Regions from separate parts of the Homo sapiens genome. Here region 2 is linked to region 1. The links are chromatin contacts, found by Hi-C or POLR2A ChIA-PET in ENCODE. All regions are on one chromosome and are shown on one strand. The core of a region is the stretch at or near the end of the contact, and the rest is flanking DNA. Distances in the headings are between cores, read along the strand shown. Region 1 holds the start of RILP (Rab interacting lysosomal protein). Region 2 holds the start of NXN (nucleoredoxin).

The links. Hi-C counts contacts between places; a loop is a spot of excess contacts on that map. ChIA-PET counts read pairs that join two places held with the same protein, here RNA polymerase II (POLR2A). Pooled maps may share reads with other maps.
Region 2: a loop to region 1 is called in a pooled map, with 7 times the contacts of the local background. The contact joins the promoter of NXN here to the promoter of RILP in region 1. A Hi-C loop is called at or near these places in 2 of 50 pooled maps. POLR2A ChIA-PET finds 5 or more read pairs at or near these places in 2 of 52 experiments (GM10248 and PC-9).

What each region holds. Positions count from the first base shown.
Region 1 is chr17:1,648,358-1,651,115 of GRCh38, forward strand. RILP (Rab interacting lysosomal protein) reads right to left here and starts at 1,509. Exons shown (of 8, transcript NM_031430.3): 1 at 1,220-1,509; 2 at 1,055-1,148; 3 at 843-949; 4 at 442-687; 5 at 1-138. The coding sequence starts at 1,447. It overlaps PRPF8 (pre-mRNA processing factor 8), which reads right to left. Exons shown (of 43, transcript NM_006445.4): 42 at 2,751-2,758; 43 at 2,272-2,599. The coding sequence ends at 2,445. RefSeq lists a silencer at 818-1,112 and an enhancer at 2,746-2,758.
Region 2 is chr17:978,358-981,168 of GRCh38, forward strand. NXN (nucleoredoxin) reads right to left here and starts at 1,419. Exons shown (of 8, transcript NM_022463.5): 1 at 962-1,419. The coding sequence starts at 1,321. RefSeq lists enhancers at 332-1,267, 2,692-2,811.

The DNA.
Region 1 (2,758 bases), core at 259-2,758:
GTAGGCCAGTTCCTCCTTGAGCAGGAACACTTTGGCTTTGAGTTCATTCCGCTCCTGAAGGATCTGCTCAAACTCCTCCCGACTGAAGCGGCACTGCCCTGCCTCCGAGGGGCGCCCGAGCTGCTGCGCGGCCTCCGCCTTTGGAAGGACAGGCACAGTCAGAGGGTCGCCTCGGCTGGCGTTCCCCCGCCCCAGGGCCATCATGGGAATGCTAGAGGAAGTGACGGGCCGGGAGACTTGGGGGACAAGGGTGCCCTAACAGATAACAGAGCAGTGCTCCAGCTGAGAGCGGGGGCCGAGGCCGGCCGGGGGCGCAGATCTGTCTGCCACCTCCCCGCTTCCTGGCCGACCTGCTGTGCAGCATGCAAACCTTGCTTGAGTGCCCACCGAGGGCTGGACGCTGCGTCCTGGGCTGGGTCCTTGCCCTCATACGGCACTCACCGGGTCCTCAGGGTTCCCTGGGGCGCCTGCGCCGGCGGTCGCCCATTCGGGCTCCTGTCCGTGCTGGTGCCCGGGCCGCCCGGCCTGCCCCCGCGCTCGCTCTTTAGCCTGCGGAGTCGCGGCTTCGCCAGGCTGCTGGCGCTCCCTCTCGCGGTCCTGCGCGGCGCGCAGCTGGGTCTGCATGGCCGCCAGCTTGTGCCGCAGCTCAGCGTTCACCAGCAGGAGGCGCTGCAGCTGCTCCTGCAACTGGGAGCGGAGCAAAGGGTGGGGTGGGCGGGGCACCGAGGGCCCCCCGGAGCCCCGCCCAGCGCCTGCCTCGCTCCGCCCCCGCCCCCGGAGCCCCGCCCAGCGCCTGCCACGCTCCGCCCCCGCCCCGCCCCAGAGCCCCGCCCCGCCCTCACCGCCTCGGTCTCCTGGCCGCGCTGCCGCAGGTCGCGGTTGTGCGCCCGGAGTTCGTCCCGCTGTCGGTCCGTGACCTCCTTGAGCTGCCGCAGCAGCGCGCGCTCCTCTGAGGAAGGGGCGTTCTTAGCGGCGGCGGCGCGCGGCCCGCGGGAGGGAGGGGAGGACCCGAGCAGGTCGTCACCCGCCCTGCCCTGGCCGGGGCTGCGCTTACCCTGTGGCCCCGCGCGCAGCTCCCTGCGGAGGCGCTCGTTCTCCTCCCGCAGCCGCCGCAGCTCCTGCTCCGCCGGCTGCGCCGACACCTGCAGCTGGGGAGACCCGGGTCTCAGGCTTCGGCCCTGCCGGCCCCGTGGGTGGCGAAGGGAGGGCCATGACTCACCGAGTCCGGGGCGGGCCCCACGGCAGCCTGTTCCAAGAGCTCCAGCGCCCGCACCACTAGCGGCACCAGCCCGGCCGCCGCCTCCGGCCCGAAACGGCGCGCCAGATCCTGCAGCTCAGTGCCCAGGGCCCCGGCTAGATGGTACACAAGCTCCGCGGCCGATGCCGACCCCGCGGCCTCCCGAGACCCCCAGCCAGGCACCCCGGGCGCCGCCCTCCTGGGCTCCATGTCTCCCAGAGGCTTAGGGCTGCGACCCCCCCACCCCACCCTCCACTGGGACGGGGAAAAGCGAAACAGTTCCGCCCCAGGAAGCCGTTTAGGGCGGTGTGGGCGGGGTAGAAGCGATAAGGGTAGGGAGGAACGAGGAAGGGAGAAGGCGTGGGGTAGGGAGATAGTGCCCTAGGTCGCCTGGGCTCTGTCCTTTCCACCCCCAAGGTCACAGGAAACAAGACAGCCAACTTCCAGCCAGGCGTCCAAGAGCTGAGGTTCAGGGCTGCAAGTGGTCACTTGAGTGGAGCCCTCCCCACAGGCCCAATCCAGGCTCCGCCCGTTTGGAGTCATGGGGCCAACTTGGCAGTGGCCCGCTCCAGGCGAGAGGTGACAGGTAGGCAGCCGGTCTCTGGCCTCCGCCCGGCTGTACACAAACTGCCTGCCTGTGTGCTTGTTTTCCTGACCAGGACTGACACAGAAAGCTTAAAGGGCTGGGCTGGACACCGCAGCCGCTCAGCACAAGCCACAGAGTTCCTAGACCCGGGAAAGGGCAACTGCTCCCAAAACTGTGGAAAGGAGGCGAGAGCTTCCAAGTAGTTTTGTGGAAAAAGCAGCAAATGTGGTCAAGGCAGCGGAGTGTGAAAGCCCAGCCCTGCCTCAGGTCTCCACTGAGTCCAGGGGCTATCTACCCCAAAGCCCTGAATAGGAAGGGGGCCTCATACTCCCCCCTTCACAGCCGAGCCCAGCATCTTGCTGTGAACCGCTCCAGTCCAGCCTCCTGTTAGACCTAAATCCAGAATTTGAGTTTGGGGGGGAAAAAAAAAACAAACCAGCCCCTGAACTCCTATTTATACAAAATTTATTATTATATTTTATTCAGGATGACAAGCCATCAGGAGGTCAACAACACAAGCACAGACAGAGGGAAAGAGGCCAAACTGCTGAATGTCAGCGGCCTGTCTGGAGGGGCTGAGGCTTCGGCCTCGGGAGGCTGAAGCAGGAGGCAGGGAAACGGTCAGGCATACAGGTCCTCCCGATCCGCAGAGTAAACCTCCCCCTCCTGCAGGAGAGCAAAGTTGAGGAAGTGAGAGGGCCTGTGCACCTCGTGGTAGAACTCTTTGGGGTTCGCCAGCTGTAGCTCATATTTCATGTTGGGGTCATGCCGAACACCTTCGGGGAGAAGGAAACAGCCAATGTTAACAGGGCTCCTGCCTCATGCAGCCTGCGCCACCTCCAAGCCAGCCAGGCCCCAAGTGCAAAGGGCGATGGCCTCACCTTATCCCTACTGCTATCCCCACATCCCCAGGCTCCTCCCACTTACCCATGAAG
Region 2 (2,811 bases), core at 169-2,668, 670 kb before region 1:
GGGACACACTCAGAAACCCAAACTCAACTCGGCAGCAAACTGGGAGACACGAGAAGTTGACAGCAAAGTATCCATTTCCCCAAATCCTCCTTCTTCCAGTCAATGTGCATCGATGGGGTCAGCTCAGCCCTTAACTCGAAGACCCCGGGACCACAGGGGCCACCACGCAGCTGAGCTCTGCACAGCCCGGGCTGTTCCCGCGCCCGGGAGGCGTCTGGGGAGGAGGCTGGACGGCCAGACAATGCAAAGCTCCCCGGTGGCCGCGAACTCAGCCTGGGGCGGGGGAGGCGGGGGCGGGAGACGGAGCCGTGAGCGCCCTTCTCGGCCACAGCCACGGCCACGGTCACCGGCCGCCTCTCCTGACCTCGGCCTCGGCCCCCAGGTCCCCGGTCCCCGGGGAAGGGGCTCCGGGAAGGCAGGTTTCTCCCGGAAAGAAAGGAAACGCGCTGGTTTGGGCGCCACGGGCGGGGGGCGTGCGCCCTCCCCTCCCCTCCCCTCCCCACTGTGGGAATCCGCGGGGGTCGGCGGCGGAGGCAGGAAGGGCCTGGCGCCTCTGCTCGCGGGTGAAGGGGTCGCGGAACCGGGATCCCCGAGCGCAGCCGCCCCCACCCGAGGCTCCCAGCGTGTGCGGACGGAGGGGCTCGAGCCGGGATCCCGGGGGCCGAGGGGGGTCCAACTTTCCAGGGCGGGCGCAGCGCAGCACTCGAACCAAAGAGGGGTCCTGGGATGAGGGTGCGGGCACAGCGCGGAAGGGGGGGGGGCAGAGGCGGGGACGGCGGGGTGGGGGGCGGGGAGAGGACAGTGGGTCGGGGGGCGGGGGACTGGGGGCAGGGGTCGGGGGGTGGAGGGCGGGCAGGGGGACAACGGGGTTGGCGGAGGGCAGGGGTAACGGGCGTGGGGGGCGGGCAGGGGTAACGGGCGTGGGGGGCGGGCAGGGGCCGGCGAGGCCCGCGCCGCTCACCTTCCTGTGCTTCTCCTTGTAGGGCAGCGCCAGCCACGGCATGTCCCGCACGAAGTCCTGCCACTGCCGCTGGTCCTGGTCCGAGGACACGAAGACGATCTCCAGGCGCCGCCGCGGCTCGGGCTCCGCCGCCGCCCCGGCCCCCGCTCCCGGCCCCGGCCCGGCCGCCGCGTCCCCCCGCAGGCGCCCGTAGAAGGCGGCCAGGCTGGCGCTGAGCTGCGCGCAGGGGGCGCTGAGGCTGCAGCCGAAGTAGAGACCCAGCAGCGAGATGCCGCGGGCGCCCAGCGAGTGCACGTCCACCTCCTCGCCGCCGCCCGTCACCAGCTTCTCGCCGAGCAGCTCCTCCAGGAAGCCCGACATCCTGGCCCACCGCAGGGCGGGCAGGCGGCTGCGACCCCGCTCCACGGTCCGCGCGGCGGGAGGAGGCGGCGGCGTCGGCGGCAGGCGCTGGGGAGAGCAGAGCCCGGCCCAGTAGGGCCGCCCACGCCACGCCCCCTCCGCCTGCCCGCGCCACGCCCCTTCCCCCGCCCTGCCACGCCCCCTCCGCGGCCCGCGCCACGCCCCTTCGGCTGCCCTCGCCACGCCCCTCCGCCCGCCCTCGCCACGCCCCCTCCGCCCTCGCCACGCCCCGTTTGCGGCCGGCGGTGGCCAGAGCTCTCCGCCCAGGCGGGGTCCGCAGCTGCCGGCCGCGGTGCGCGGGGTGACTGCTTGGGCGAGAAGCCGGACCCGAAACGCCGCACTCTCCCTGGAAAGCCCACGGCCGAAGTGAAGAAAGGAGAAGGGCCCGCTGAGCCGGCGCTTTCCCGGGCTGCAGCCCGGCCCGCATTTTCTCTCCTCCCCAGTTCTAAATTCCCTCCAGACCTCCAGGGATCCCGCCCCCTCCCCGCGGAGCTCTTCACCCTCTTCCTGTTCCTCCCCGGCCTTTCCCTCCTCCTCTCCCTGCACGAAGCCTGACCCTTAGGCCGCTCCGGGCCCCACTGACCCTGAGATGCTTATAGGACCCGCCGTCCTCACTGCATCAGGCCGGGCCTGGCTGGACACTGACTCCTCTGTGTGTTCCAAGCTGTTCTAAGGGGGCCGAGGACGCCCTCGCAGCTTCTGGTGGGGTCTGGTTAGGGTGCCAGGTCTCAGTGTGGGATTTCCGTCCAGGGGTCGCCGGGGCCTCTCCCCCCAGCGAATCTGTCTTCCAGCCCCACAAATGGATGCAAAGGACGCCGCGGGGCCTCCAGACCAATGCTGGCCGCGCTCCTGAATCCGCTCCATCCTCATGTCAAGTCTATGGATAGTTGAGAACATTTCTAGAGATTTTTTTTTTCCTACCAGCTGGCAGGATGCTCCCCAATGCTTAGGGAGAAGCTGGATTAAACAGGTGGTCTGGGCCGGGCGCGGTGGCTCACGCCTGAATTCCCAGCACTTTGGGAGGCCGAGGTGGGTGGATCACAAGGTCAGGAGTTCGAGACCAGCCTGGCCAATATGGTGACACCCCCCCCCCGCCTCTACTAAAAATACAAAAATTAGCGGGGTGTAGTGGCAGGCACCTGTAATCCGAGCAACTCAGGAGGCTGAGGTAGGAGAATGGCGTGAAGCCGGGAGACGGAGGCTGCAGTGAGCCGAGATCGCTCCATTGCACTCCAGCCTGGGCAACAGAGCAAGACTCCGTCTCAAAAAAAACAAAAAAACAGGTGGTCCGTGGCGAGTACTCTGGCCACGCAGCGCCTCCCCCCAACCCAACCCACTGGTGCACGAAGCAGGTGCAGATCCGGGCCCAGCCACAGTAACAGGCCGCCGGTGTGGATCAGCTACTGACGACTCAGCGAAAGCAAAAAAATAAAAGCTGAAAACCCGCCCCT